Regions from separate parts of the Homo sapiens genome. Here all the other regions are linked to region 3. A link is a loop called in an ENCODE intact Hi-C map of the cell type or tissue named here. Cell type or tissue: Caco-2. All regions are shown on one strand. Each heading gives the region's core, and the rest is flanking DNA. Links, peaks and the distances in the headings are about the cores only.

The links. Hi-C counts contacts between places; a loop is a spot of excess contacts. Peaks named below come from ENCODE experiments on the same cell type or tissue, not always from the same donor. Only the 100,000 strongest peaks of a DNase experiment are listed, where the experiment ranks them.
Region 1: a loop joins it to region 3, with 10 times the contacts of the local background. A loop is called at or near these places in 5 of 110 quality-filtered maps.
Region 2: it touches region 3 in a loop (4-fold over the local background); 12 of 110 quality-filtered maps call a loop at or near these places.
Region 4: it touches region 3 in a loop (10-fold over the local background); 14 of 110 quality-filtered maps call a loop at or near these places.

What each region holds. Positions count from the first base shown.
Region 1 is chr17:37,742,978-37,748,302 of GRCh38, forward strand. HNF1B (HNF1 homeobox B) reads right to left here and starts at 2,082. Exons shown (of 9, transcript NM_000458.4): 1 at 1,564-2,082. The coding sequence starts at 1,907. In Caco-2, for the core only: no CTCF peak of the experiment used is centred there; DNase peaks (open chromatin) are centred at 694, 1,074, 1,564, 2,194 and 2 weaker places; H3K4me3 peaks cover 3,968 bases.
Region 2 is chr17:37,698,367-37,703,691 of GRCh38, forward strand. It overlaps HNF1B (HNF1 homeobox B), which reads right to left. Exons shown (of 9, transcript NM_000458.4): 7 at 2,617-2,811; 8 at 710-828. LOC124903989 (a long non-coding RNA gene) reads left to right here and starts at 4,459. Exons shown (of 3, transcript XR_007065733.1): 1 at 4,459-4,530. RefSeq lists enhancers at 1-616, 2,179-2,679, 2,680-3,180, 3,829-5,028. In Caco-2, for the core only: a CTCF peak has its summit at 3,248 (motif pointing right); no DNase peak of the experiment used is centred there.
Region 3 is chr17:37,814,356-37,819,680 of GRCh38, forward strand. LOC105371757 (a long non-coding RNA gene) reads right to left here and starts at 1,356. Exons shown (of 4, transcript XR_934721.3): 1 at 1,202-1,356. In Caco-2, for the core only: a CTCF peak has its summit at 2,135 (motif pointing left); DNase peaks (open chromatin) are centred at 2,084 and 2,920.
Region 4 is chr17:37,524,201-37,529,525 of GRCh38, forward strand. All of the region lies in intron 19 of SYNRG (synergin gamma), which reads right to left. Among named protein-coding and RNA genes, the nearest start is that of DUSP14, 37 kb to the left of the region's middle. In Caco-2, for the core only: a CTCF peak has its summit at 3,226 (motif pointing right); a DNase peak (open chromatin) is centred at 3,251.

The sequences.
Region 1 (5,325 bases), core at 203-5,202, 71 kb before region 3:
ATCACGGCTCTTTGTGTATCTTTCTGTTGATGATTTATAGAAATAAATTAATAACACCCCAACTCCACGTGCTGCAGTTTATGTTACGTCTCAGCTGCGGCCAGCCCGGCGCGGGGCTGGGTGCGGAGGGGCGCCCCAGGTCCTTCCAGCGCCGCGCTAGAAAGCGGGCGCCTGCGGCCGAGTGGGAGGGCCTAGGCCCTGTGGCCCCCGGTGGCCGGCGGTGGGAGCCTGGTTCATCCGCCAGGTCCTGAGCGACCTCCCCGGCAGCCCTGGCGCCCCAGCCGCTCCTAGGGGCCACTCTCTCGACCCCTCTTAGCCTCCGCGACTCACACCTTCCGCCTCGCGGAACTCTCTTGCAGGAGTTCTCTCCCGGTAGGGGAGAAATCACCTCCGGGCGGGAGAGCGACGAGGGAAGAACCTCAAACCTATGAATTATACCAAAGTGTGTTTGGGGAAAAAAAATCTACAAGTTCCCCTGATTGTTTTGGCTAGAGGGCAAACCGCCAGGCCCTCGGAGCACAAATTCAAATGCAAGGTCATATCCCACCCCAAACCGCCGCTGCGGACGTGCGGCCAAGGCTCAGCCCCGAAATCGCAGCGCTTCAGTGTCCGAAGCCACGCGATGGGCTCTGTCCTAAAGCGGAGTGGCCCGGGAGCGACGTGCTGTCTCAGGGAACCGCTCGGCTCCTTAGATAATTAGTAACCAGCTGTCAAAGTCTAGGGCGGTCGGGGAGGACCCACAAACGATCCCGGCCCTGGGGATACACTGCCAGCCGGCCTGAACTCCCGGGGAGAGGCCGGGGGTGGGCAGCGAGGTCTGGAAACGCCCTCCTTTCTCAGACTGAGACCAGATCCTCTGCGAACTGAGGTCTGAGACGCGTTCGCCCCCACACCACCGCGCTTGGTTTCTTTGGCCCCGCGCGTGTCCACCCGGACCCTGCATGGAACATGCCCTTTGCAAATCTAAACCCGCGTTGGGGATCCCGGATAATTCCGGGCCTTGCATGGGCGCGGCTAACAAGAGTGCCCACCAGGGAACTCGCCTCCCAGATCCCGGCTCCGGATGCCGCCTGTCCTTCGGCAAAGAACTGCAGGTCATCATGCAGGTCAATGTGTCCGAGGCCGACATGCGGCTTTCCAGACCCGAGGCAGGGCGCAGGAAAAATGCGCGGCCTGGGGCTTGCAGCGGCGCGAGGCTCTGCTCCCGGGAAGTCGCAGCGGTTTCACTGCACCCACTCGCACCTTCAGTCGCGTGGGCAAACCTCCCGGCAAAGGGCTCCACAGCTCCAGTTCTCCCCGGCCCAGCCCCAGCCCCGCGGGGAAAAGCCCTTGGGTCTCGGACGCTGGCCTGGGCCTGGGGAGAAGAAGCCCGGTGGGCCGCAGGGTCGTCCCGCTAAGGGATTGGGAAGGGTCCGGGTGTTGGGAGAGAAGCAGAGCGCCCCCCGGGGGACTTCTCTGGTGGGAAACGGGCTTGGCGAGTGTGGTCGGGCGCAGTGTCACTCAGGCCCGGGGCCGGGGCTCCAGGGGTTCGGGTGGGTCCCCTCCACCTCGCTCTGCGCCTACCTGAGCATCCGGTCCACCTCCGCCCGCTGCTCCGCCGCCTCCTCGGTGTTGAGCGCCTGCAGCTCCTTGAGGATGGGAGGTGTGTCATAGTCGTCGCCGTCCTCGGAGCCCTCGTCGCCGGACAAGCGGCCCTTGGCGTGGCCGTTGGTGAGAGTATGGAAGACCGGCTTGGTGTCGGGCTCGGCCCCGCTGCCAGGGGACAGGGGCAGCGTCTCCAGCTTCACCCCGAAGTTCGGGGATGGCAGCAACTCCTCCAAGGCCTGAACCAGCACCTCCTTGGTGACCCCGGAGCTCAGCAGGGCGCTCAGGAGTTCTTGCTGGAGCGACGTGAGCTTGGACACCATTTTCCAAGGACGGAAAAAGAAGGGGGTGAGGGGGTGGGTGGGTGCGAGAGAGGAGGGTGGAGGGGAGTTTCACAAGCAAACCCCAAATCCAGGAACCCCTCCACCCTTCAGCCTCCAGACACCTGTTACTCCCCGGGGTCCCGGAGGCTCCTCCGAAAGGAGTCAGAAAACTTCTAACTTGCCATGATCGCCACCATTAGGCCATATAAGATATGCAAATTAGTGGGAAGGGCCCAGCTTTCGGCTGGATGCAAATGATGGTGGGGAGGGGGAAACCCGGAGAGAGGGAGAGCCGGAGGGGCAGACCTGGAGAGCAGAAGACCTGGGCCGGGAGCGGGGCTTTGCCAGGGTCCATTGTACTCACGCTGGGGGGCTAGAGACCTTCTTTTACTGGTTCTGCTTATCAGCCAAACTTCACCTAACCTTTGGACTTGTTAAGCCAGTGCCTTGCAGCCTAGGCGCGGGGCTTTTCCACCGGTTCTCAGTTCCGCTTTAGTCCAGAGAGAAGACACTACGCTTCGGGGTTCAGGTGAGAGCCAGAGGAAGCTGGGGTGCTCGTGGAAGAAGGGGACGCAGGAGGAAGCGAAGAGTAGAGACCCTGGATGCGTCCCGGCCGACGCAGGTGGTGGGCCAGGAGAGCCCGCAGGGCGGAAGAGAAACTGACCACTTAGGAAGGGGCGCCGAGGCCACGGGGGAGGTGAGGCAGCGTTAGGTGTGGTGAGCATGCCCTGGAGGGACTCCATTTATTTCTACCTCGGTTACTACCTCCAGGCCCCAGAACCTCCCTGGCCTGGTCTGGCGGTTTGGGTTTGCAGAACTGCCCGCCAGAGAGCGTAGGCGAGGGTGAAGGAGTCCGGGAGAACTCTTGGAAAGAGACTACTTTATGGGTAGAGGGAGTAGCCAAAGTGAAGCTCCCCCAGCAGCTGGGCTGCACCGGCGCCCAGCCTGGCCACGCCACTGGGGAGCTGGACCCCTGGGGCTCCTCACTCTCCTGTTTAAACCCGGATGTCAAGGCGCCTCCGCCTTGGGGGAGGATGGTGAGGCAGAATGGTGAGGCACTAGGATGGTGAGGCACTAGGATGGTGAGGCACTAGGATGGTGAGGCAGTGAAAGCAAAGCTTGACCTGCAGCTGGGTGGACACTTGCAGCCGAGGGTCCCCCCGGCCCACTCATTTCTGGTTTATTCGTAGTTCCAGAACATCTGTGGTTCCCTGGGCCGGGGACGAGCTCTGTAGACGAGGTCACTGCAGCAGTGGCAGAAGTCTTGCACTCCTAGTACAGAAGGTGTCGACAGAGCTACTGAGGGAAAGATGTTTTTTTTCCCACTCTGGCCTGGGCCAGGTAGGAAGCCATAGGCCTTGCAGCACTATTGGAGTTTCACCTGCTTCCCCCCTGGTGACGGGCAGGAGGGGAGGGCGGCGGAAGCGCGCCCAAACCGGCAAGCTAGGACCTGACCTGTAGAAGAACAGGGAAAGGGGCTTCTTTGCTTCCACCACACACAGACCTAAAGCTTCTGGGGAGGAGCATAACGCTTCCCTTCTGGGAGCCTCAGTTTCCTCATCTGCAAAAAGAGGATACCACTGATAACCTTTTTTTGGGGGTTGTGTATATTGACTGAGGCCACTTGTGCAACCGCTTGGTCTAATAATAAAGTTCAACACTTTCTGGTCTGAGAAGACGGGAAGCCAGTTCCCAGTAGTAAAACTGAGTTACTCTGGAAACTTAGGGTATTCAGAATTGGTGATACAGTGCTGGGGTTGGAGGGATTGGGGGACTAGGGTTTCAGAATCAGCAGAAAAATTGCAAAGGAGTTTCTAAGCACATTTTCCTTCCTCTCCCACCCTTGAAAGATATCTAGGAGGAAGTAAGGTTAGGTTAGGGATAGAGAGGAATTTCAGCAGGAGGAGGAAGAGTCTAGCAGCTCTCATCTGCCTAGGGGCAGGATCTAATCTCCTAGGTGTGCAAGGGCTGATGGTGTAATTTATCAAGTCAGGCTGTTAAGGAGCTAGGATGCCTCTTAAATACAGGGTCTGCTACAGGTGCCTGGGCCACTTGTGCTGAGAGCCAGAAGGAAGCGGGATGGTTGTGTGCGTGTAGCCTGAGGAAAGTTTACACTGATCTCAGTCCCTCTTTCCCGGAGACAAGCAAATCCCAAATTCAGGAACCTCTCCATCCTTCAGCCTCCAGACACCCATTACTCCTCAGGGTGCCACAGGGAGTCATAACTTCATGAAAATGTTGGCTTTTCATTTCACCTTCTTTCCCTCTAGTTTGTTGTAATAGGTGCAAATCTTTGCTTCTCATAATTCTGCCCAATGGAAGAACATTCTCTGCCTACCCAGCTTGCCTCAAGAAGGATAATGAAGTGTTCAGAGTAAATGTCCCTGAAGAACAATCTCTTCGTCTGTCTCTCACTCGCTATCAGGATAGAAGCATCAAGTGTAATGAAGATCAGTTTCTGTGTTAAGCTGGGAAAACCCATTTAAAAAACAGCAATCACTTCTGTTGTAACAACAAAACTTTGATTGGCAGTTGCAGCTGCTGTGTGCCCCATCTGATTCCCAAGCCTCATTCTCTCTCAAAATTCAGGTGTCAGCAAACCCATTCTTCCCCACACCCCAGCTAACTATGTGAATGTGCAGGCAATTTCACACAGAGGATAGGACAAACTTCCTATGAGTGTCCAGGTATGTTTTCCAGGTAATCTGGCTATTCATATCTAGCAACTTCCTGTAATGCTCCTTCCTAGTCCTACCTTGTAATATGCCACTTTGTGCAATATAAGCGCTTATCAAGTAATTGTTCTGTACTATAGATCTTCAAACAGATTCACCAGTCCCTTCATATGGAAGTTTAAAAAGAGCTGTGTAAAGTAGACCAGCAGATAGTCTTTCAGAATGCAGTTCATAATGTTAAGTGAGCTATCTTGTAAAACTCTTCAGTTAAACTTCCCCCAAATAGAGGAAGACGGAGTAGGATTGAAATAACATCTGTTTATGCTTCACACAGAATAAAGTCGTGATGGACTGATATAATAACTCCATTTTAAAGATGGAAAAATAAGATATGGGAGAGTCTCAGGTTGCTTGTAGCCACCTCAGCAAATTAATGGAAGGGTTGAGGTTGGGGCTCAGAACTTTTGAGCAGGGTTTTAGGATGAAAGAGGAGGGTCTCTAGCTGTCATTGTTTTGAGGGATGAGAAGTTGAAAGAGGGATTCTGTGGGGGAGAGGTGGAGGATACCCAGCAGAGAATAGAGGGCAGGGTTTGGAGTAGTCAAACAGAACTAAACTTGAACCCAAGATCTGCTTCACCTGCTGTGTGACTTTTGGCATGTTACATAATCTTTCTGATCCTCAGTTTCCTCAGTGCAAAATGATAATGACACTCTACTGTGCCGGTGTGAAGATTAGGTGAGTT
Region 2 (5,325 bases), core at 266-5,265, 120 kb before region 3:
ATGAGCCTCGCCATCAGCTGCCTGTCTACTATTCCATCACCTCTATTCAGAGGTGGGACTTAGTCATCAACTGAAACAGTGACTAAGCCTCTGGATTCCCCACTTTCAGTGCAGCAGGAAGTTGATTCTAAATTTCTTGATAAAACCCCAAGTGGATGCTTACCCCTGGAAAAGCCAGGCTGTCTACTGGGGAGTCCCCATGGGTTGACACAACTGGGTCATTCCCAGAGCTTATGGCATTCTGGGTCCAGGGGAATCAGCCTCAGGACCTCTGACTTCCTACTCACTTTCTCCGCTGACTACTTTGTGGATCCTCAGGGATCCCTCTTGCAAAGCATGAACCTCAGCAGGGGATCTGTCCTCCTGAGCCCTCCTTGGAAATACCTTTTCCATGGACCATTGATCATTCTATTAGGGAACACTCAATCTAAATGCCTAAGCGCTCTATGTCATCCAGTCTCCAGCAACCTATCAAACTTCTGTCCTTGTTTAGTGCTCTTCCTGGGGAATCTGGGGGAGCAATAAGCCCTTTCAGCCTGTGGCCCTTTTTTTTTTGCCCTGGGACCTTAAGGATTCCCTTTGCAAACAACAGGGAGCCTCAGAAGGACCTAATTTCTGGCCGAGTCCATGCTTGCCACAACCTCTGCACATCCATGGCCTTATCACACCCTGCCCACACCCCAACCCCCGCAAATCCTGCTGGCATTACCTGTTTACTTGAAGACATGTTGGTGAGTGTACTGATGCTGCTGGTATCTGTGACCACCATTGCAGATGGAAACCGGGAGGTGTGGGAATACTGGGGGGGTTCCTGCTTGTGTGCGTACACTGGAGAGACAGAGTGAAGACAGAATCAAGGTGCATACACAGGCAAAGACACAGGTACAGAGCCCCCATCCCACACCATAGCTCCCATCTCCTCAGGTAGATAAAAGGGCTGGTGGTTATAGTGGGGATTTCTCATATTAGTTATCCATAAGATTCATGTAAATTCCAAGTCACATAACCAACTCCCGAAAGCATGTGGATGCTTGGCTGTGAGGGAGAGACCACCTGCTCTCAGAACACAGGGCCTACCAGGGAGGCCTCCGGTACGGAACGGGAGCAAAGGTCACTGGCTGTTGCCTCGGCTTGCCCTTCTCATGCAGGGAGGCAGGTTATTTCCTGGTCCAGGGCACCATGGGCTCTCTCTTCATGGGCGGCCAGGCCTGCTGGGCCTCAGCAGTCCACAGGTCGCTGGTGACCACTCTCTGACTATCCCACCCAGGCCTCGCCACTGAGGAAGCCTGGCCAGGTGAAGGGATGGGGTAAGTGGGGAGCACATCACCAGGCTCTGGGAGGAAGGGAAGTGGGGCACATGTGGTCTCAGACTCTGCTACAGGCTGTGGCAGATTTTCAGAAGCCACTAAAATGTGATTGGAATGTGAGATGGTGCTCAGAAACCAGCTCCACAGGCCCGAGTGGGGATTGAGCCCTGAAGATAGAAGGCTGGACTTGGCTGTTCTCCCCCAAACCCACAGCTTATCCGATGCAGCTAGGGAAGAAACACAAACCTCTTTCACCATCATTGCCTTCTAAGAGTCCCTTTATAAATAATCTTTATAATTTTTTATGCTTACCAAACGCAGTTTACCCCTATGTTTATTTCATATTCATAATGACTCTAAATGCATACTATTTCCATTTTATGGATGTAGAGATTGGACTTAGAGTGGCTAAGTAACTTGCATTAGGCTACACAGCTGGTAAGTATCACAGCCAGGATTTAAATCCAGGTCTGTCTGATCTAAGACTAGTGCTTTATACTGAACACTTCCTTGGGGTTTCTGAAGCAGAGAAGCCACGATTCCTCCCCAAACTCCTGTGTCAGGGGCTATAGCCAGACCTGGCCAGAGGATTGGAAGCCTGGGACTCAGGATGAAAGGCAGAGAAACAGAGGATGGGATTGGATGGGAAATAAGTGGTCGAAAGGTAGGCTTGGGGTAGGTATAGAAATTGGATATGAGAAACAGTCTGTGTGCAGAGATGCAGGGGTGGCATGGAGGAAGAAACTCTAATGCCCAGGATGGCATGCCACTGGTATTTTTCACTTGTGTTCATGGTTCTTGATTAGAGATGTTTGGGGTGTATAAATTGGAGGACACGGGACTCTAGAAGATTCTTCTCTTTTAGGGAAGGCAAACAGGATGCAAATTAGATGCCAATTGTGATCATTTGATAATGGCTGCTTGGAAGTTTAGATTGCAAAGGCTAAGTTGAAGTTCACTGGGAAAAGGTGCTGGTGGTTTATGGACGCGATCTTTTCCAGAGGTGTTGGAATGGGAAATTGGCGGTGTGTGTTCCACATGCTGTCTGGCTCCAATTCCCCTTCATCTGTAGGCCTACACTGTCCTCTTCAAACCCTTCCCTGGGAATCTCAGGGGTAGAGAAGAGGACTAGAAAAGGTACAGCAACACTCAAGAGTTATGCTTGAGAAATTGTCTTAGTCGGTTGATCATAGGCAGGGAAAAGTGACCAAGCCAATAAACTTCCGAGAAAGTTCAGACCCAGAGAGGGAAAGTGGTTGGCCACTGAGGGTCCTGAGTGCTCCCTCCCTCCACATGCCCGTGTCCTTACTGTGTGAGTTCTGCAGCTGAGTCACAGCTGCCATGAAGGGCTGCTGGGCCATGTGGCTGCCTGGGCTCTGCTGCATGAGGGGCTGCTGGTGAGGGCTGTGCAGCTGCTGGGAGAACTGGACGGGCTGCAGGGCTGCCAGGCTGCCGGCCACACTGTTGATGACAGGGACACTCTGTGCTTGGGAGGTGTTGAGGCCTGTGGGAGCAAGAGGAAAAGATCACAGACAGCTCCTGGGATAAGGAGAGGTGGATGGATGCCATCATTTGAGCCCCCGCTCAATGTCCCAGTCACCGGGCTGAGCCTGTTACATAGGAGATTCCATGGGAGGCAAGTGTAAAGAAACGGAGACTTGGAGATATTAATTTACTTGCTCAAGTTCCACAATGAGTTGTGGGTTGGAGATGGGCATTAAACAGATCTGATTAAAGCCTGAGAGTCTCCCAGAGTCATCCTGTGACCTCCCAAACTTAGCTCTCTTGAGGTTACCAGGGCTTTGGAAAAGCTGGCTCTACCTGCCCACTCCATCCATGCCAGGCTGTGAGAGAGGCTTGCCCTGGTGCCCGCAGGGCAGAGTTAAAGATGTCCACACTGAGGCACAGGTTATTGCCCAGATCGGTCTGTCCAGTAGAGGGCAGGAGTGTGCAGGGACCCAAATTTTGACTAAAAACAACTTCCATAGTCCCGGGAGTATGAGGTTGGGAGACCCTTATTTAGTAGACTGTACAAAGACCCCCAGAGAAATCAGGTGCCAACTCCCTTGACTGTAACAGAGAGGGGAGAAAACACTGGAACTCAGCCAGTCTGCGAGGCGGGCATATCTTATGTGGCAGCATAGGGCTTGTGGCACTAAAAGGACCAGGTTTTAGAAAGAGGAAGTAGTACATTAAAGGTTGACTCTTGGCATTTATAGTGGGTCTTCCCATCTTTCTGTTCTGGAGATGTCAGGGCCTCTGTAACTTGGAACTGTGTATCCTGAGGCCTCTTTAGAACCCGGGCCAGCACTCTGAGGATTGGATCCCCTGGTACCCATGCTCTATCTCCTCCCTGAGAGCGACACGGAGGAAGACAGCTAAGGTAGGATCGGAGTGGGGACAGGACGATCAGGAGAGAAGACACCTGGACCTGCTTCCTGGGGTCGATTGTGTTCCTGTGTTCTTGCTTTCTGGGAAGTTGGGGGAAGAATGGGATGAAGAAGGAATCCAGAAAAAGGTCTGTTTTAGGTGGATGTGGAAGGGACACCTAGAGAGGCTTTCCTGAAATGGAGACGGTTTCATAGGCAGGTTTGAGGGAAGTCATCAATGGAGATAACACGGAGTCCTCAACAATTGCCTACTCAGAGCTTTAGCTGATACTGTTATCAGAAACCTAAAAGGCGAGACCCCTGAGCAGAAAGGACAGGGGATGAATCCTGCTTCTGGCTCTCCTGGGTGGGGGCTGGGGGTGCCACCCTCTGATCACCCTCAGAACAGCACTGTCTCCAGTTCCCCAGGGGGCTCAGCGTCTCCTCAAGCCAGCATCTCACCAGATACCCTGATGACCGATGACCGTGTTTCCCTTTCCTACCTCCTGCTTATGGTCTCAGTCTCCCAGAAAGCTCCATGAATGTGCCGTTTTTGAGAAATCTTTGAGAGCACTGCTGCTGCTCTTTTTGAGAAACTGCTGCCCAAAAAAGCAAATGATCCTGTCTAGAGTGGATGACATTTGAAGGCATAGTTCTGAAACCTGCATGTGCTTCAGAAATCATCTGGGGGAGCTCTTTAACAAATATACATTCCTGGGCCCCACCCAAGACCTAATGAGTCAGAACCTTCAGAGGTGGGGCCCAGGAATCTTATTTTCAATGCAGTCTGTGATCCTGATGTGCCTCAATTCCAGGATTGAGAGCCTCTGATGTCATTCCAGCTCCCTCAGTGGGTAAGTCTTGACCTTTTCATCTGTTTCTGTTTCTGGGCACTGGTTCTTGCTTGGGAAGTATGCTATCCAGTCCAGGGAAGAGATGAGAAAGAGAATAGGATGAAGAGGTGAGAATGAGTAGAGAATAAGGAATTGGCCCTGCCAAATAATTTGTTACCACCTTCTCCACAGGCTTCCGCAATTCTGAGGCAGGGCCCATGGTACTCAACACATCAGTCAGTTAAATGAAGATGCCTGCAACCAGTTTCTCATCCTAACACTCCATAGTGTAGGACCTCTGTGTCTCAGCAGTCTTCTGGTGATTCTCACCATTTCTCATGCTCTGTCTACCCCAAGTGTACACAGATATGTACACACACAGCCATCCTTCTGAGGTCAGTGTGCACTCTGGTGCAGCCCATCTGAATAGGAGATTAAGGAGCATCGTGAAATGATAGAGAAATATGAGTAGAGGAAATTAGAAAGAACAAAATGGAAAGATGCAGACTAGCCCCAGGGAAAATTTTAATTCAGATAGTATATATATATATATAACTGTATGGCAGTGAAAGCTTAGAATGGAAAGAAAGAAGTTAAGTGGGACAGTTTGTTTATTATTTTGGTTGCAGAAATAAGTGGAATATCTTCCCCACGGGCCTTTTAATCAAATCTTCTAAATGGCAAACAAGCTGGTTTTAGGTATCTTATCTCATTCCAAACTCTGGTATTAGTATAATTACCATATTCCATATACCAGAGGGCCCAGTCAAAAGGCAATACATTTAAAATGATCATTTATATTGTGAGTTCTCTAAA
Region 3 (5,325 bases), core at 137-5,136:
TCCCCTCTTCACCAGCAAAATGAATATTCTCTCTTTTTTTTTTTTTTTTTTTTTTGAGATGGAGTCTTGCTCTGTCGCCCAGGCTGGAGTGCAGTGGTGTGATCTCGGCTCACTGCAACCTCTGCCTCCGGGTTCATGTGATCTCGGCTCACTGCAACCTCTGCCTCCGGGTTCAAGTGATTCTCCTGCCTCAGCCTTCCCAAGTAGCTGGGACTACAGGCGCCACGCCACCATGCCTGGCTACTTTTTTGTATTTTTATTAGAGATGGGGTTTCACCATGTTGGCCAGGCTGGTTTTGAACTCCTAACCTCAGATGATCTGTCCACCTCAGCCTCCCAAAGTGCTGGGATTACAGGCGTGAGCCACCACGCCCAGCCGAATATTCTCTTTTTAGTCTTATGGGGGAGGCAGCATTCCTGTGGGGCTGCTCTACTTGGAATGGGTTTCTAGAAGTAAGAAAGTTGATTCTTCTCAATGTGTTCACAAGTTTCAGAGCATAGTCAAGAATGAATCGTACCATCTATGTTTCCTCCCATGTTACCTATTCCTGCAAGCAATCATTTTCCAGGAGAAAGAAATAGTGGAGTTCAGACTGAGCTAGCTGACCATCAGGCCTTCCTCACCCTCTCAACAGAGAGAGTAATCAGATATCAGAGTGGGCTCCAACTCTGAAGCTTTGATGGTTAATGCTTCCAATCTGAGCTTCTCCAATTCTCTTTTTCTTTTTTCATCTCCCTATCCTATACTCAGGGACCCCTTTGTCACACAGGTAGATCTGTGGACGACAGCTTGGATCACAAAGTGGGGACAATCCATTTTCTAGAAAGTATATTGAGTGCAACATTGATTCAGAGTGCAATACCCTGAATTCAAGGTTGCGTTTCAGCTTTTCTCTATTCAAGATGCTGTAAAGATGGTCCCTTCTTGTAGAGGGCTTATGGTCAAGCAGGTCAAGCCAATGCATGTCAAGAAAGAGCTCCGAATGCAGGTTAAGTAGCTTTTCTTCTCCACGAGTTATTAAACTTGAGGCTGGCCAAGGGCTGCCAGCTATGGGCAGGAGGTGCAATACCCACGTTTACATATATGCTGCTAAGTTTTGATCAACATATAAAAATTAGTTTTCTTACAAATGATTACACTCTTCCCTGTCAAACTGAACACTGAGGTTCTATGCCTCAAAATAGTTTAGGTCCAACTTACTTTAAGATCTAGATGGCACAGGGCAAGGTTCCATCAAGCCATTGCCAAGGAAAGCAAGGGAGTTTGCTGAAGCATTCAAGAACTTTGCCTTGATTACATAAGAGATGTGTTCAGGGCAGGAACGCAATGACTTGGGGGGCAAACCAGGAAGTAGTGGGTTCGTTGCTAAGGCTTTTGGACCCTGAAGACATTGTCGTGCTGTAGTTGTGATGGTGTTGTCATAATTGCTGGCTTGTTTCCTGTGGCTTTGAGTCTTTTGATCCCTCCAAGCATGCCAGCAAAAATTCTAGTGTTTGAAAAAGCTAAGAGCTATTGTATTATCTACTTATTTCCTGAAGTCCCCCCCGCAGTAGAGTTGCCAGGTAGAATTTAGGACATCCAGTTAAATTAGAATTTCAGATAAACAACGAGTAGGTTTTATTTTTATTTTTATTTTTTTTAGCATAAGTATGTCCCATGCGATATTTTAGCTAAAATTCAAATTTAACTTTAAGCCCTTTTTTTTTTTTTTTTTTTGAGACAGAATCTTGCTCTGTCGCCCAGGCTGGAGTGCAGTGGTGTGATCTCAGCTCACTGCAACCTCCACCTCCTGGGTTCAAACGATTCTTCTGCCTCAGCCTCCCCAGCAGCTGGGACTACAGGCGCCCACCACCACGCCCAGCTAATTTTTGTATTTTTAGTAGAGACGGGGATTTACCATATTGGCCATGCTGGTCACGAACTCCTGACCTCGTGATCCACCCACCTGGGCCTCCCAAAGTGCTGGGATTACAGGTGTGAGCCACTGCACCTGGCCCCTGGAAGTCTTGTATTTTGATTTGGTCAATCTGGCAGCCCTACCTCTGATTCCCTTCTAGTTATTGCAAAGTGACAAATGCAGCTCCGCTCCTGGGCTAATGTTTTGTAATGTGCACCATCTAGTGGTGACATGAACAGAAGGAAACTTCAGAAACAACCTGAAACCGTGATGGGATAAAGCTGAAAAGAAAGAACTATAATTTTAAAAATTATTTAAAAACTTTTTTCGGCCAGGCGCGGTGGCTCCCGCCTGTAATCCCAGCACTTTGGGAGGCCGAGGCGGGCGGATCACGAGGTCAGGAGATGGAGACCATCCTGGCTAACACGGTGAAACCCTGTCTCTACTAAAAATACAAAAAAAAAAGTTAGCCGGGCGTGGTGGTGGGCACCTGTAGTCCCAGCTACTCGGGAGGCTGAGGCAGGAGAATGGCGTGAACCTGAGAGGCGGAGCTTGCAGTGAGCCGAGATTGTGCCACTGCACTGCAGCCTGGGCGACAGAGCAAGACTCTGTCTCAAAAAAAAAAAAAAAAAAAAAATTCTAATTTTCTTCTTTGGATGTGGTGTTTGTGATGAGACCAGTAGTTTAGATTGTCCAGTGAATATTTGAAATCCCTTAAGTCATCAAGTGTTTAAACAGCCACACCCACCTGGCTGAGGCCTTGGGCTCCTCTATTAAATGCTAATGCACAGTGTTGGCCTTGATCTATTGTGGTTCCTAGTGCTCCAAGTGATTATTTTACAATAAGCACGTGGTGTCCAGCAGTATCTATCAAGTACAATAAATGTCGGGTTGGTGCAATTCTGTTAAACCCAACTGGGCCTGGAGGAAGACACAAGAAGCAAGTATTTCCTGTTTACTATTTTACTGGGGTTGGGAGGATGGTTAAGAGCTCAAGGAATTGGCACCCCCTAATGGATCTCCCTCTGGCTGCACACTGGAACTACCTGGGGTGTTTGTAAGACATACCAATACCTGGACCTTACCCCCAGAGATGTGGATGTCATTGGTTTGTAGTGGGAATCAGGCTTGGTTTTTTTTTTTGTTTGTTTTTCTTTTAAGTTTTCCAGAAAACTTTTTTTTTTTTTTTTAAATTTGAGACGGAGTCTCGCTCTTGTTGCCCAGTCTGGAGTGCAATGGCGCTATCCCGACTCACTGCAACCTCCACCTCCTGGGTTCAAGCGATTCTCTTGCCTCAGCCTCCCAAGTAGCTGGGATTACAGGTGCCCACCACCATGCCCTGCTAATTTTTGTATTTTTGGTAGAGATGGGGTTTCACCATGTTGGCCAGGCTGGTCTCGAGTTCCTAACCTCAGGTGATCCGCCCGCCTTGGCCTCCCAAAGTGCTGGGATTACAGAAGTGAGCCACCACACCCAGCCCAGAAAACTTTTAAATGAAGCCAGGGTTAAAATGCCTATTAGCAGAAATGGCCCAGACTGAAAAAAGGTGTGATCTTTGAACAAGTGCCTTAATTCCTCTGAGTCTCAGTTTTCTCATTGGTAAACAGGGAGAATTTAACCAACCTGCTAGGAACCTTAGAGAGAGTAAATGTAACACATGCAAGGCATTTAGCCTATAACTAGCACTGAGTAAATGCTGTTCTTCTTCTAGACAGGAGGCTAAGGGGGTAGATTCCTACCACTCTGGAGGAGAGAATCCAGATCTGGGATGAGCTACAATCTGGTCATAGGGGCCAAATGTTATAGCAGAGAGAAGGGGTATGTTAAGTTCTGCTAACTACCCAGGCCTAGGTGTGAATGGGGCTTCACGGTCTTGACAAGGAAGGCAGGGCCTTAGTGAATTACAATCATCTATTGTAATAGTAAGGTTCTGCCTATAAAAGTGGAAAATATAGACAGCATGGAGCAACATAAAAAAGAAAATATAGGCCAGGCGCAGTGGCTCATGCCTGTAACCCCAGCACTTTGGGAAGCCAAGTTGGTTGGATCATGAAGTCAAGGATGAAGACCATCCTGGCCAACATGGTGAAACTCTGTCTCTACTAAAAACTACAAAAAATTAGCTTGGCATGGTGGCGCACGCCTGTAATCCCAGCTACTCAGGAGGCTGAGGCAGGAGAATCACTTGAACTCGGGAGGTAGGGGTTGCAGTGAGCCGAGATCGCGCCACTGAACTCCATCCTGGCGACAGAGTGAGACTGTCTCACAGAAAAAAAAAGAAAATATAAACTAACTTAGCTCCAGAGAGAGCCACTATGAATATTTGATAGTATTTATTTCCAGCACTTTTCTCTCTGTAGTTTCTGCTTCCCCAAATTGTCATATTTTATACTTAATTTTGTAAACTGATTCTCCCCACTAGTTTATCATTGTATCAGGATCATCTTCCAATGTCATTAAGTATCTTTTGAAACACAATTTTCAGCGGCTGCATAATATTGTGTTATGTCAGTGGTTCTCAAGCTTGAGTGTGCATCAGAGCCACCTGGTGAGCTCCTTCAAACAGATTTCTGGGCCTACCTCCAACACTGTTGACTCAGCAGGTCTGGGGTGGGGCTCTGAGATTCGGCATCTCTGACACGTTCCCAGGTGCTGCTGCTGGTGTTGGTCCAGGGATCACACTTTGAGAACCTCTTGTTTATAATCTGCTTCCTTGTCTGCCACCCACTCCAAATGCAGGGGGTGGGGCCAGGGACCATGACTTAAACACCCCTGAATTGAATGCCCTGTGGCTAAAGCAGAGCCTGTCACATAGTGCCCTTCTGAGTCCAGGGTCCTGAAGCCAGCCTGCTGAGGAAGAGGAATGACATCTACCCTCTGTGGCCCTGAGGCTGACTGGGGCTCTATGAATGGAAGTAGCAGGGAAACTGAGTTTGGTTCTGCTGTTTCTAGCAGTCAGCAACAGAACCTACGAATGCCACGTTCAGCGATGCATTCTCTGTTACCAGAGATATTTCAGCACAGGTGGTGATGGCTCGGGAATTTTGCAGTATTTGAGGGTGGGTAAGAAACTCCACTGTCCACTTCAACCTTAAGTTTCTGTCAGTCTGAGTTCATCAAAGCAAAAGAATGGTGAATCATTTCTGGAGACTTCATGGGAATGGGGATTGGACCCTAAAGGGTGGGCAGGATTTAGAAGGCAGACAAGGAGAAGACAACCTCCAAATAGTGTTTGGTCACTGGTGGTGGTGGGGTTGGGGGAGCGGGGTTGTGGGGAAGCATGTGCTAATTGATGAGTTAGGTAAATCAAACTTGGTAAACCTGGTTCCTAGAACTCCTATGTGTAATGCATCGCCCTTGATTTTCCAGAGAAATTCAAAAGTTAGTAGCTAGCCAAGATCAGAGCTATTTGGTGCAGAGCAGTTGC
Region 4 (5,325 bases), core at 179-5,178, 290 kb before region 3:
ATTAACAGCTACATTTCCCATAGTTCTTCCAGTCTGAACCACTGAGGAGTTTCCACGTCGTTTTTGAGCAACAAAGCAAAATTATATGATCTGTATTTTTCCTCACCAGGAAAAAAAAAGATTTCTCCTTATAAAAATGTGTAGATTATGTATGATGTTCCCTGTTCCTTTCTAATTTGAAATAATAAACCATGAACTAGCTCCACAAATCTTTCTTAAACACATTTGAGCTAGATCCACTGAGATCACAGCAGGGGAAGGAAGAACACACGGTTTTCAGAGAAGAAAAGGTGAGGTGTATGTTTCAACTGTGTGCAAAAGGACTCTGGTGTAGGTGATCAAAGTAAACTTACATGGCCTTAGCCAAGTCATAGGATATTTTTTCTTTTCTCTCTTTTCTTTTGTAGTGCAACTGTGGTCACTCTGGTCAAATGTGGAAGACGCTGGTGCTAACGCTTGTTCTGCAGTCAGTCATCTGTAAAATGGTAACTATTTCACTTGCCCTACACCTCTCTCCCATTTCTATATATCTCAGATGGACATAAAACATGCTCTGGAAGTGAAAAGTAGTCTATATGATGATCACAATTATTCACTTTGACGAACTCTTAGCAAGCTTTTAAAAGAGGTTAAAACATAGTATCATCTCTGTAATCCACATTACAGATAGTCATCATGTTACTGAATCAGGGCTATTTGAGAAATAATTAGAATCTGGGAAAACTCTGAATCCTGAAATCAATCAAATTAATAGAAGCCCCTTAATATCTGTTTACCAAAGGCATAAGGAAAGCAAATGAAAAGATCATACTGTAATCGCCAATGAAAACCATAAGGCTCTGCATAAATGACCCTGTGATCAAATTACTCTTTCAGCTGACAAAATTAACCTTCTTAAGTACACATGTATAAACAGGGTGTTTATTGTAGTGTAATATTAACAGTTTGGCACCAATCATATAAGATAACAGTTTGGCTGTCATCATATAAGAAGGTATGCCCTCTACAAGTCACCTTAAATTGATCATCTCCTTATTTGGCAAGTATTTCATGCATTTAGTTAAGATTTAAAAAAATATATACATATTATATATGGCCTACTGACACTGATAAGTCCCAATGTCAGACTGAGATATATAATCCTGAATCTTTAGCCTACAATAAACTGCTACAATGGTGTCCAGGAAGATCCTTATTAAGGAAGAAGAGTTTGGTAGTAATTAGTGTTCTTCACCAATAATCTTTCTCCTTTTTATGGAATGGTAGGATGGGCCTTCCCTGCCCCTTTTTCAATCAGGCATTGGCCTGTAACTTGCCACAGTCAATAACTAAGCAAAAGTCACACGTAAGCCGGGAGTATGGTGGCTCACACCTGTAACCCCAGCACTTTGGGAGGCCGAGGTGGGTGGATCACCTGAGGTCAGGAGTTCAAGACCAGCCTGGCCAACATGGCAAAGCCCCGTCTCTACTAAAAATACAAAAAAATGCCGGGAGCGGTGGCTCACACCTGTAATCTCAGCACTTTGGGAGGCCAAGGCGGGCGGATCACGAGGTCAGGCTTTGGAGACCAGCCTGGCCAACATGGTGAAACCCCGTCTCTACTAAAAATACAAAAATTAGCCAGGTGTGGTGGCGCTTGCCTGTAATCCCAGCTATTCAGGAGGCTGAGGCAGGAGAATTGCTTGAACCCAGGAGGTGGAGGTTGAAGTGAGCCAAGATCGCGCCATTGCACTCCAGCCTGGGCAACAGAGCGAGACTCCGTCTCAAAAACAAAACAAAACAATTGGCCGGACGTGGTGGCGGGTGCCTGTAATCCCAGCTATTTGGGAAGCTGAGGTAGGAGAATAGCTTGAACCCAAGAGATGGAGGCTGCAGTGAGCTGAGATTGCACCACTGCACTCCAGCCTGGGCAACAGAGGAAGATGCCATCTCAAAAAAAAAAAAAGAGTGTCACCTCTGGGAAGAAGCCTTTAAGACCAATGTGCTATTTCTCATGTTTCCTTGACACTCCCACGGTGACCAGCTATGTTCCACATGGTGGAGGCTCTGTCAACCTGGGTCCCTGGGTAAGGACATGGCACAGAGCCCCCCACCAACTTGAGATGGACACATAGCCTGAGCAAGAAATAAAGCTTTGCTTTTGCTAAGATAGAAGAAACTATTTGTTACTGAAGCATAACCTAGTCTAATTTGACTGATACAAAGGGTGATCTAGACACAGGTTCCATAGGCAATTATAAAGTTTTGGTATTTGCTTGGTTACAATGTCTTGTATAATCTTTCCTATTGCTGCTGTAACAAAGCACAAACTTAATGGCTTAAAACAACATAAATGTATCCTCTTACAGTTGTGGATTTCAGAAGTCTAAAATGGGTGAGAAGGACTGCATTCCTTCTAGGAGTTCTAGGGGAAAATCTGTTTCCTTGCCTTTTCTAGCTTCTAGGGACGACCTCTACATTCCCTGACTTGTGGTCCCATCTTCAAAGCCAGCAGGTAGCATCTGCCACTCTCTTCTTCTCTCTGCTTCTGTTGTCACATCACTTTTTCTCACTCTTCCCCTCCTACCTTCCCCTTCTAAGGATCCATGTGATGACATTGGGGTCACCTGGATAATCCAGGATACCTTCCCCAAAGAAAGGCCTTTAACTTAATCCCATTTGCAAAGGTAACATATTGACAAGTTCCCAGGACATGGGTAGCTTTGAGGGGGCCATCATTCTGTCTACCACAGCTGCCTTCTGTCAACTGAGGACAGCCATGCAGAGACATAGTAAAGATCCTGTCTCTAAAACATTGTGCAGACTGGCAAGATGACAAAAATGCTATCACCATTGAAAATAAACTGTTCTCCTGATATGTCACAGCAATAGGAAATAAGGACTCTGAAATTCACTGGTCAATTTCACATTGAAAGGAAGTAGTAAAGAATTCATATTTCACTGAGGTGAACAGTGGAATCAGAGAGCCTGTATGATTGCCAGTTGACTAAAATTCAGGCGAATAACAACCTTTTCTCTTCTCTTAGATTTTATATGGCAAAAATCGATTAATTTTCCAGGACAGAATTCTCTGTTTGTTCCAAACCTACTGAACTTCAACCCACTTCACAAGATAAAACCTTAGATGACAAGTCACTTGGGAGCCAATCTCAGAGTGCATCACATCTCACTAAACCAGGTGAGTTTCACCTCTTGAGAAAGAAGCAGGCCTTCAGTCTGTGCCTGGAGGAGACATGCTTCTACCACAAGAGGGAGTCTTAGTCCATGGATAAAGAGTATCAAAGAGAAAGAGAGCATAAAGCTTTGCCAGTACAGTCAGCCCTCGGTATCCATGGGTTCCACATCTGTGGGTTCAACCAACCTCAGATCAAAAATATTCGGAGGAAAAAATAGAAAAAAACAAAAATGATACAAATAAAAAAATCCAATACATATAATAACTATTTACGCAGCATTTACATTGTATTAGGTGTTATAAGTAATCTAGAGATTCTTTAAAATACACAGGAGGATGTGCATAGGTTATATGCAAATCCTATGCCATTTCTTATCAGGAACTCGAACGTCTGCAGATTTTTATATCCAGAAATGGGGGATGTCCTGGAACCAATTCCCCCCCCATGGACAGGGGAATGACTGTGTCATTTCCAGCTTAAATAAACATCAAGGAGCCACAATTTGGAGTTTAAGACGGTGTACCCTGCCTTCCTTAGCCCAAGCATGACTACTGTGATGCCGCACTACATTCTGTGACTTTCACTGGAGAAAGTGATGCAGCTGTCTTCCGATAGGAACAGCCTCACAGAGTCTTCATGGGAAGAAATAAGTCATTTTCAGTAACTTAAAAGCTGGAAGTAACATAGAGTAGGAAGAAGAATGGACTCTGAAATGATACAGATTCAAATCACAGACTTGTCAGTTTCAGTCAAGTTTCATCTTCTCAAAGCCCTAATTTCTTCACCTGTAAAACTGAAAATTATACATCTAGAATATAATCTAGCTTCTAGAGATGGCCTCTGCACTTCTTGGCTCGTGGTCCTATCTCAAAGCCAGCAGGTAGCATCTGCCACTCTCTTCTTCTGTCTACTTCTGTTGTCACATCACTTTCTCCCACTCTTCCCCTCCTACCTTCCCCTTATAAGGACTCATCATGTGATTACATGGGGTTACCAGGATTAAATTAGAATGAATGTAAAGCATATAGCACAAGGATCGGCAGGCCCTAGGTGCAAAATATTAATAAATGGTAACCAGTAGTAGTAGTAATAATAGTAATAGTAATAGTAGTAGTATGGAATCAAAGGGCCTCACTGTGGCAATATAGTTCATTTAGGAAGTCATTTACCTGAAATGAAGCAATAGTGTTAAGCATTAAAAGCTTCCCATAAAACCTCAATCATGCCTCTTTCTAATAATGATTTCTCCACTTTGAGCGTCTAATCCAGAGTCCTGGAAGTTTGTATAGTTTTGTTACAAATGATTTGAACTACATAGATGTTGGTTTATGTCATTTACATTTATGCAGCTATTCTTATCAGTTCTGCTAGAGTAAAGGCTTCTTCATGACAAGTAACACCTTACACTATTTCTGTGGAATGTGTGCTATTCCTCATGTAGTGGGCAACTCAAGTTTCACAGACAGAGGACACACCTAGCAGTTATCAAGGGTACAATGACATGGTATAATCTGGGCAAAGAATGATTGTTGTTCTGTCATGGCTAACCTAGTGAAAAAAGCAATTATAACGGAAAGCACATGGGTAATTAGAGAAATGAATACTCTGGTGTTCAGGTTCAATTTACAATACATTCCTGTGTTGTCAAGTTGGAAGATTAATTCATCTCTATAACCTTACCTGGTGTCTTGAAAAACAAAAGTTAGGTAAAACCACTCTTTAGCATCTAGACACTGATGCTAGAAAAGGATGCTTGGAATGGGAGTCTGAGGGAAGGGCATAAATGCCCAGCCCTTTTCTCCATTTACCTCATATTTGTTTACACTAAAGGAGTAAGCGCCACCGTATGTGAACAGGGCAACGCTCCAGGTTAGATGGGCCCCAAACCCAATAGGCTTTCTTCAAAATAACAAAATCAAATTCCAAGGTCTCTTTAAAAAGGTCTGGATAAAACTGATCCTTGGTATAAAAAAACAATCACACCAGGGATTATATCTGAGTAGGGTGATGATTGGGAAGGTGCATAAGAAAACTTCTGGAATGATGGAGTAGTCTATATCTTGATAGAGGCATGGGTTATATGAGGGTATGCATTTTTCAAAACTCATTGAGTGGTACAACCAAGATTTTCGCATTTTATTGTACATGT